Regions from separate parts of the Mus musculus genome. Here region 1 is linked to region 2. Evidence: chromatin loops called from intact Hi-C (ENCODE). Cell type or tissue: gastrocnemius. All regions are shown on one strand. Links, peaks and the distances in the headings refer to the core of each region. The heading gives the core; the rest is flanking DNA.

The links. A loop is a pair of places that touch in the nucleus more often than their neighbours do. Peaks named below come from ENCODE experiments on the same cell type or tissue, not always from the same donor. Only the 100,000 strongest peaks of a DNase experiment are listed, where the experiment ranks them.
Region 1: a loop joins it to region 2, with 2.8 times the contacts of the local background. A loop is called at or near these places in 8 of 42 quality-filtered maps.

The regions. Positions count from the first base shown.
Region 1 is chr14:34,102,591-34,107,012 of GRCm38, forward strand. A630023A22Rik (RIKEN cDNA A630023A22 gene) reads right to left here and starts at 164. Exons shown (of 5, transcript NM_001251843.1): 1 at 8-164. It also overlaps the pseudogene Gm24998. In gastrocnemius, for the core only: a CTCF peak has its summit at 2,553 (motif pointing left); a DNase peak (open chromatin) is centred at 2,520; H3K4me3 peaks cover 224 bases.
Region 2 is chr14:34,233,491-34,237,912 of GRCm38, forward strand. It overlaps Shld2 (shieldin complex subunit 2), which reads right to left. Exons shown (of 10, transcript NM_001360074.1): 10 at 3,543-4,096. The coding sequence ends at 3,858. Among named protein-coding and RNA genes, the nearest start is that of Syt15, 16 kb to the left of the region's middle. In gastrocnemius, for the core only: a CTCF peak has its summit at 1,740 (motif pointing left); a DNase peak (open chromatin) is centred at 1,704; H3K4me3 peaks cover 576 bases; H3K27ac peaks cover 459 bases.

The DNA of each region.
Region 1 (4,422 bases), core at 1,321-3,820, 130 kb before region 2:
TACCCACCTTGTTTCTCTGTGACCACGGGTGCTCTGTGCTTACGGTCTAGCCAGGACTCTGTACCGAGAAAGGCTCGTCCTGGTGCTCCAGCTCCTTAGCTTTCTCAGAGAGCTAACCCATCCCAGAGGCTCTGGTCTCCTATCAAGGTGTGTGACTCCCTTGGAGCTAATTCATTTCCTTCTGTTGCAACATGAGCTGACAGACAAGGGCTAAGCAGCCGGGAAACTGAACCCAAATCTATGGCTGTGGTGTAAATCAGTCTTCTTCCTGTAAGAGCTTTGGAGGGCTTCCAATAACCTTTTAGGGATTCTTTTCTGCTTAAGCAACCCATAGTAGACAACTGTACTGGCAGCCCTGTTACACAGTATTGCTGTTCTGATCACATCATTCTCAGAAAAACCAAGTACTGTGCAGGCCAGAGCTTTGCCCTATTCATTTTTTAATATCAAGTATCTGAGTTAGTTACTTTTCTATTTGCTGTAACCACACACATGACACAAACAACTTATGACAAGAAATATGTGTTTAGGTCCCTGGTTTCAAAGGGTTTGGTCCATGGCTATCTGGTCCGCAGGAACTTGGACAGAGCATCACAGTGGCTGGAGCATTACGTCAGAGAAGGTTCTAGCATCACAGCAAGCAGAGCGAGAGAGGAAGGGGCCAGATATCACCAAAGACCCCCCTCCCTGTGACCTCCCTTCTCCAACTCCACCCCATCTCCTGAACTTGCAAGAACCTCCCAAAATGCACTACCAACGTAGGACCAGGTTTTCAACACATGAGCCTTTGGGGGCAGCTCAGATTCAAACCCAACTATGTCTAACATGCATTTGGCACTCAGCGAATGGTTTCAAAAGAAAGGCAAGTAAGGGTAAAGAACTCGAGGACAGAACATCTCGCAGGTATAAAACAGGGCTTTAATGGCCTCAGATTCTGAGGCCTCTCTGTGGGTCCTCGGCCAACCCTAGTAAACAGTAGCTCAGAGGCAGATCTAAGGGAAGACGGTAGCTGCTCTCATTCGACTGCAAACGGCTTCTAAGTCTGCCACTGTTGAGACTGATTGAGAAGACTGTATCAGACCACCAGTCGGGGGAGACTTGAGGGCAGTGACCAGAGCAAGAGCTTGGCACTGGTGTCATGCTGTGGGAAGGGTAAGGCTGGAGTGTTGGCCTTGGCCTGCCTGGTTTTTATTCTTTAGCCACAGAAGGACTGTCTTCCTGGAATTTGAATACTTGGCAAGAAATAGAGGGGAAATGAATTTGTGGTCAACAATTTGCTGTTACCTGAACTATGCATTCTATATGACGCCAAGTTGTGGCTGGTCAAGTAAAGTGTTAAGGTGAAGTTTGAACAGCTAAAGGCTGACTTAGTACTCATGAAGCAGACAGGGCAGGAAAGAGCATTCCATTCTAGGAAAAAGGTATGCAAACAGCAGAAGGGATTGGTCTGTCCCAGACGTGCTAAAGGAATGCTGTGTTAGCGCCCACAGAGATAAAGACAGAGGTGTCAGGGGCAAGTTAGTGGAGGCTCAAACTGCTACAGGCTGAGAGGCTCAAAGGGTTCCCACAGATGGTGGGGTGCCCTTGCAGGGATATGTAAGAGAGTATCTTCATGCTGGCTTGGGGGGAGATATGGGCAATGGTTATGGCAACCTGCAACAGAAAGGCTGAAGTAACTGCCAAGCGTGCAGCACTTTGTGGGTCCAAGTCAGGAGGCTGGTCTTAATCACCGTCCTTGTAGAGGGTGCTTAGAATGTGTTATGGTACCCCAAACTTGTGCACTTCTGTCCCCTTAGCAAAGAGCAGGCCCTGACAGCCATTGCTCCTACTAAGACCTTAAGTATCTGAAATTCATCTGTGAGCCTCAAGGCTAAGCCTGAGGCTCCAGGCACTTTCGTGGCTTCCTCATGATGTGAAGTCAAAGTGGGCCCAGTCTGATGCCTCGGTGGCCTACGTTTGCCCTTATCCCTCTGCCAGATGATTCCTGGTTCTGGGCCTGGCTCCTGGACGACCATCTGATTGAATACCAAGACCACCAGCTTGGTTATTAGGGCTTGCCCGCCTGTGTGATATGCTGTGAGCTAGACTCCTTCAGTGTCTCTCAGTCCTGAATGCCCAGGGTGTCTGATGCTTGGTATTGAATGGACACAGTCCACTCAGTCTGCCTAGATCCTTCAGAAACTCCCTAGGGCCCCAACTTTGTAGCCACATCTTCCTCTCTTCCCAGAATGCCTTGCTGCTGGAGCACATTATTTGGCCATGGTGAATTGTCACCTTCCACAGTTCCTCTTGGCTCTGTTGTCTTTGGCTCCGGGCCACTGAGCTTCTCGTCCTGAACTCTTCCCTATCCTCCACCATAAGTTGTCCCTAAGGGAACAAGGAGAGGGCCTCTTGCAGATATTGAGGGCACCCTCCCCCCTGCCTTCTGCTGTGACTCTGGCGGCCCATCACGTTTCCCTCTGTCCACAGCCAGCAAGGGCCCACTGCTAGCTACGAGCCTGGGTAAAGCCACAGCCTGCTGGCCTGGAAACCTGCTCTCGCAGTGCCCTCTGGTGGCTTCCTTTGACCAGAAGAAAGACTAAATTGATTAGCTCTGACTCCCACCGGCCTATTCAGGGAGGAACTGGAGGGAAACCCTGCCCTCCTCAGCAAGGCTTGGGATAGTTACATGCTGTCCCGTGCCCTGGGTTCCTAGAGTTGTGTGCCTTAGAGTTGAGAAATCCATGTCTCCAATAAATCCATGTCTCCAATAAAACTTCAAAACCTCTTCACTGTACTGCAGTGACTCTCACAGGTCAGTGTTGGCCTTCTTGCCCAACCTGTCCTCCAAGAAGTGACCTGTCCTTGCCACCTGTTTAAATAAACCAAAGCATTTCTACAATAAACCATTCACTGTGGGCTTTTTGATGTGAAGAATGGGTTTGAGACAGGGTTCCTCAACCTTGGCTGTCCTGGAACTAACTCACTCTATAGACCAGGCTGGTCTCAGACTCATAAGGATCCTCTTGACTCTGTCTCACAAGTGCTGGGATTATGACATGTACCACCACCACCCAGCTAAAATAGGCTATCTTTAATCTTGGGCTAGAAAACTATTCTTAGTCAAGACAGAGAAGTAATAATTCCAATAGAAAAATAATGATAAGTTAGACTTCAAAATTTTCAACTTTATCTGTAAGAGAATCAATCAACAAATAAAGGACTAGAAAAATGAATATATATATATGACATGTTTCCAGAGTATTTTAAAATTCCCATAACTCCATTATAAAAGGCCTAATTTAAAGCATGAACTCCACAAAGAAGCAACTATGGGCAACAACATAAAATATGTGTGCATTTCAAACCTTCAGAAAGACACATGTCTCATACTGCTAATAAGAAATTAAAATAATGTACACATTTGCAAAAGGTGTTTGGTCACTTCTTATTACTTTTAAACAAACACTTTTCTGTGGGATCCACCAATCCACCCGTGGTGGTATTTAGAGAAAATTATTCATAAAAGATAAAAACTAGAAAGGATCCCAATGTCCATTTGCAAGGAGGTGAATGAAGAAACTGGAGTGCATCAGTAGGTGGCAGAGGAGAGAGGCTGTATCTATGCTCAGTGTTCTGACCTGTGAAGCTCTGAATGATTAATACTCTAACATTCCCTGAAAAAAACAAGCCTGATATGACCACTAGCCTGGCACCAGGGTGCCCATACAGGGAGCTAGCCTGAGACAACCAGCCATTAGGCATTGCACAAACCCTGATAGGATCCCAGGGCAGGGAATGAGCTGGAGACTAGAAAACCCCACCTGGGTCCTCACCCCCTCCCCACCGCAGGAATGAGCCCAAGACAGATGACCATCACACGGAAGTCCTCAGATAGTTCAGGGGCAAGGAGCAACCCAAACGACCACCAGTCTGTCACCATGGGGCCTGGACAGGGACCTAGCCTGAGATGACCACCAGTCGAGAGCAGTACAGGCCTAGTGGAGCAGACCATGCCCAAGACGATCCTTACTCAGCGCCATAATGGACAGGAGGAACACAGCACTCCTAAGACCAACCCAGAGGCTCAGAGACCCTGGGCTTGCGCCACTAAGAGGAACAAGTAAGTGGTGGAGAAATGGGAAAGAAAGAGAAACAGAAGGATGGGGAGGGGCAGCAATGAAGAAAGGTAGAATGGGGGGGGGGGCGATAAGGAACAGCCCGTGAGTAGCCAGTAATGCCTCCTGCAACCACCAGGGGGCCTCGTCTAGGTCCTTGGCCCTGGGGCAGCAGGGATCTGTTACGACCAAAGGCTGGTGTTACCAGGGCTGTGCAGAGCTTGCCCCATCCTTCACCTGGACATCCTTGGCCAACTGCAGTACTCCAGAGAGCCGGCTCAGTATTTCAGGAGTTGTGGGTTAGCAGCCCCAAAGGTGTGAGAGC
Region 2 (4,422 bases), core at 713-3,212:
GAGCCATGAGCAGCCTGTGCTCATCACTGTCAGAGGATAATTAGCAGAGGAAGGGAGATTATTTTTCACTTTCTTGCTACTTTCTGGTCTCCCTTGAGCACTTCACAATTGGAATTTACCCAGAATTCTGTTCATAAGAGTTGGAAAAACTGGGTTGGCAAAATGGCTCAGCGGGTAAGAGCCCTGACTGCTCTTCCGAACGTCCTGAGTTCAATTCCTGGCAACTATATGGTGGCTCACAACCACCCATAATGAGATCTGACACCCTCTTCTGGTGTGTCTGAAGACAGCTACAGTGTACTTAATTATAATAATAAATTAATTTTAAAAAGAGTTGGAGGAATAAATTTTCAAAACTGACTTCCTTTTCCAGACAAAGGCAATCCCCTGCTGTAAGGGATTTGAATGGTGTTGCTGCAACAAACACTGTAGCAAACCAAGGTCGGTCATGGAGTGGTGGGGAGACCTCACTAAAGGGAGGTCCTGGAAGTTCTGCAGCTCGAGGTTCCTGCCCCTCAGGAGATCTTCCTCCTTGCCACATTCAGGCTCCGGCTGGGGTGACCAAGCACCTGAGAAAGGGGTGTGGTGGGGGGAGGTGGGGGAGGGGAAGGATGGACAGAAGCACAAGACGGAGCAATAGGACCCAGGCAGTGAGTTAGCTATAGCTGAATGCTGGAAGTGTGGACAGTCTACCTGTGGAACCAGACACTACTAGAGGAATTCTACTTAATTTACTTACTGCTCATGGTGATCAAAGCAGTCACAATACTGAGAAAAGAGGAAAGGGAAGGGGAGAGGAGAGGAGGGGAGGGGAGGGAAGGGGAGGGGAGGGAAGGGGAGGGGAGGGAAGGGGAGGGGAGGGAAGGGGAGGGGAGGGGAGGGGAGGGAAAGAAGTCATGGCACTTGTTCTAAGTTTTTAATCCAAGGAGCAGGGAGAAGCTAGCAACCTGATAAGAGAGTCTGAAGAGTTAATTAGAAAAATATAATGAAATAATTCACTGATTAGATTCCATAAGCTCAGCTCCTTCAACATAATTGACAAATCTCTTAATTGAGTTTAGCATGCAATTTTAAAACCAGACTGTAATACTTGACCATTATACTCCACTAATACTTTCTATGGAAGGAATGGTTTGCCTGAATCACTGTTTGCTTTAAGGAATTGTGCTTCACTGCGGAAAGGAGGAAGGAACAATCTCTTGGGAATTGAATAAGGTTTTGTACATCAGCGGGATAAGGCAGCACCCGAGCCCAGGAGAGATCCCTCCCATTAGCAGAGCAGGAAGGAGGACACGCTGCCTCCCAGTCCCCCGCAGCAAGAGAGCAGCTCTGGAGCTGGAATCAGACTCCAGGGGTCCGAGATGCTGTCGGTATTCCCTCTCATCAGAGCGCAGAACTGTGGTACTTTGCAGTCAGGGTGCGTGGAAAATAAAATCTTCCCTTCTTCCTCCTTAAACTTCTCCATCCCTCCCATGTTTCTGTGTAAATTAACCATTTGTCAGTAATGAGGAGGAGTGAAATCAGGCAAATAACCACCTTGGCTCTCTCGGTTTGAGCTTGCATTAGTTTGCTGACTGACAATCTTTCAGGCAGGAGTGAGCGAGCAAAGGTGGTCTGCCAAGGGACCCAGCCTAGCGCACTGTGTCCAGGGCAGGAGGGAGTAGACACGTGACTCAGAGGTGTGGCTTCCAGCTCAACCTAGGATAGCAGCCCGGCCTTCTGTGGTATGTCTCCACTGCCCTCTAGTGTTTAGCATCATGGTGGCCACGCTATGGCCACTCACTAGAATGGCTGTTACCTCAGAGCAAGTGGGGAAGGTTAGATCTAGAGCCAGCAGGCCACAAAAGCCAATATCCGGGGTGGCCCTTCCCAAGCACCACCTCTTCCTCTCTGATTGCTACACCTGATCAAGCACTATATAATCTATAGGCGCATACCATCTAAATATCTGTGATGTACAATGTACAGCATTACACATTAGCTAAGGAATGAGAAAAGGTGTATGCTAGTTTGTTTGCCCTCTTCATACTGTCCTTTGAGCATGACTCTTCTTGTGTGTCAGGGCTACACACCCTCCTGTGAATGGCATGGTGCTGTCTGTTATCCATTTACTGCTTGTGGACTCTGTAGTTTGGAGCTGTTACCTGGTGTGTAAGGATTCCTCTTTCCCTACATTCTCACCAATATTTGCAGTTTGTCTCCTTTGGTTGGGATGGAGGACTTTGAGTATAGTTTTTATTTGCCTGTCCCTGAGGGCTAGAGATGTTGGATATTTTCTTCATAGACTTAGAAACTACTTGGATGTCCTGGAACTCTAGACCAGGCTGGCCTCGAACTCACAGAGATCCTCCTGCCTCTGCCTTCTGAGTACTGAGATTAAAGGCAAGGGCCACCCCCACCCCCAGCTCACTTGTACTCCTTTTGAGAACTGCTTGTCATTTGTTGATTTTGTTTGTTGTTCTCTGTTCTAGATAGTAAAACACAGCTGACGGTTTCTCTCCTGACCTGTATGCTGTCTCTTTTCTCTGTGCTTCGCAGAAGTTTTAAAGTTATCTGCAGTTCCATTTGCCAGTTCTTGATCTTATTTCCTGAGCTACTGGAGTCCTTTCCATGAGGCTCTGCCTTCTACAGCCACACCAGTCCGAAGGTGCCAGGAAGTCCTTGCTTGTGTCTCTATCTTAGAAGTATTTTCCTTGTGTTTTCTGGTAGTAGTGTCAAAGTTTCAGATCTTAGAAGTATTGATCCATTTTGAATGCCTTCTGTAGTGGATGAGAGAATTCTCACGTGGTTTTCCCAGGACCACTTGTTGACACGAATGCCACACACACTGGTGTATGGCCTGGCACTGCTCCATCATACCTGCCAGGGGTGAGTTCTGCACCCTCTATTTCATTCCCTTCATCCACACGTCTGTCTGTTATTGTCATTGTGGCTCTGTGAAAGTGTCTGAAATCAGACGCTGTGCTCTCTGTCCTCAGGGGAGGCTCTGCTCAAGGGTGCTTTTGTTCCACAGGAATTTGAGGATTGTTTTTTCTATTTCTGAGAAGAAACTCACTGGGATTGTGCTAAGAACTACATTGAATATTGTAGCTTGCTTTCAGGGCTACAGCCATTTTCATGATACTAATTCAGTCAATTAACTTAAATATCATGGCAGGAGTCCCAGTACTCTAAATAGAAGCATTTGTGCCCCTCCCTTTGGCTATACTGAGACAATCGGTGCCAAGGAATTGGAATCTCTCCTGAAGTCTCCTGCTAAAGATGAAAAGGTGGTACCCTAGTCTAAGAGGAAGCTTGTCTCCCAGAAGGAAACTCCACACAGTGCTGACAACTTACAGGACAGACCAGGGGCCAAGAGCCCCACAGTAAAGTGTCAGTGGCAGGCAAGGATGGATACGACCACGCCTGAGGCCATAGCAACAGCACTGCATCCCTAGCCCAGTAGACACAGTTATAATGAAGGAAAGCAATTCAGTTTATAGCAGAAAGTCAGTGCTGGGGAGAATACCAACAGAAAAACAAATAATAAAAGCTTCACAGAATTTTCTTTAAAAAATTATGTATTTAGCACAATTATATTATGCTAATAAATTACCTATTTTAAAAACTCTAAGCAAAATCCCTGTCATTTCATTTCAAAAGATAGATCATAGGGTTGGATGGCTCAGCAGTTAAGAGCATTTTCTCAAAATCTACACGGCGGCTCACAACCATCTATTACTCTAGTCTCGGGATCTAACACCCTCTCCTGGCCTCTGTGGGTGCCAGGTACATACATGGTACACAGACATACACAGGCAAAACATTTACATACATATAATAAAAATAAATGCATCTTCAAAAGACAGATTGTTTCATCACTCCTTCCCAGGAATGCCTCCTGTGCCCTCTGCCCTTAGAGAAAGTCCTGGGCTCCACAGCTTACGTGAGTCAGGGCAGAAATCGAGTAGGGAGAAATCCTGTTGCAGTGGGTAGCTGTTCTCATCCAACTCGAAAAGGCTCTGGATCTTCAGCACACAAGGCTCAGCACTGACAGCCAACAAGGAATGGAGCAGGTCTGAGGCGACCATGCCGTAGGTGACCTCTGAGGAAGGCACTGAGGAAGAACAAAGCACACACGACACTCAGGACCCCACTAGCTGCACAGAAACACATTCTGAAGGTTTCCTGTCTCTCTTGGTTCCTCAAGCTTCACAGACTTACATCTTTCAGTTCTTGTTCTACCCCTCTCTTTCCAGCGTCCAATTGTTGAAGGGAGTCTAGGAAGATGGTGTGTTTCCCACTGAGCACGAAAGCAAGCACAAGCGACACCCAGACTGACAGCAGCCCCAGCCATCAGCTCCCAAATACCTGAGGAACTGAGGTCTGCTCCCGCCTGAAGTAAGGCGGCCGTGTCTTGGGAGCAATCAGGAACACGTGTTC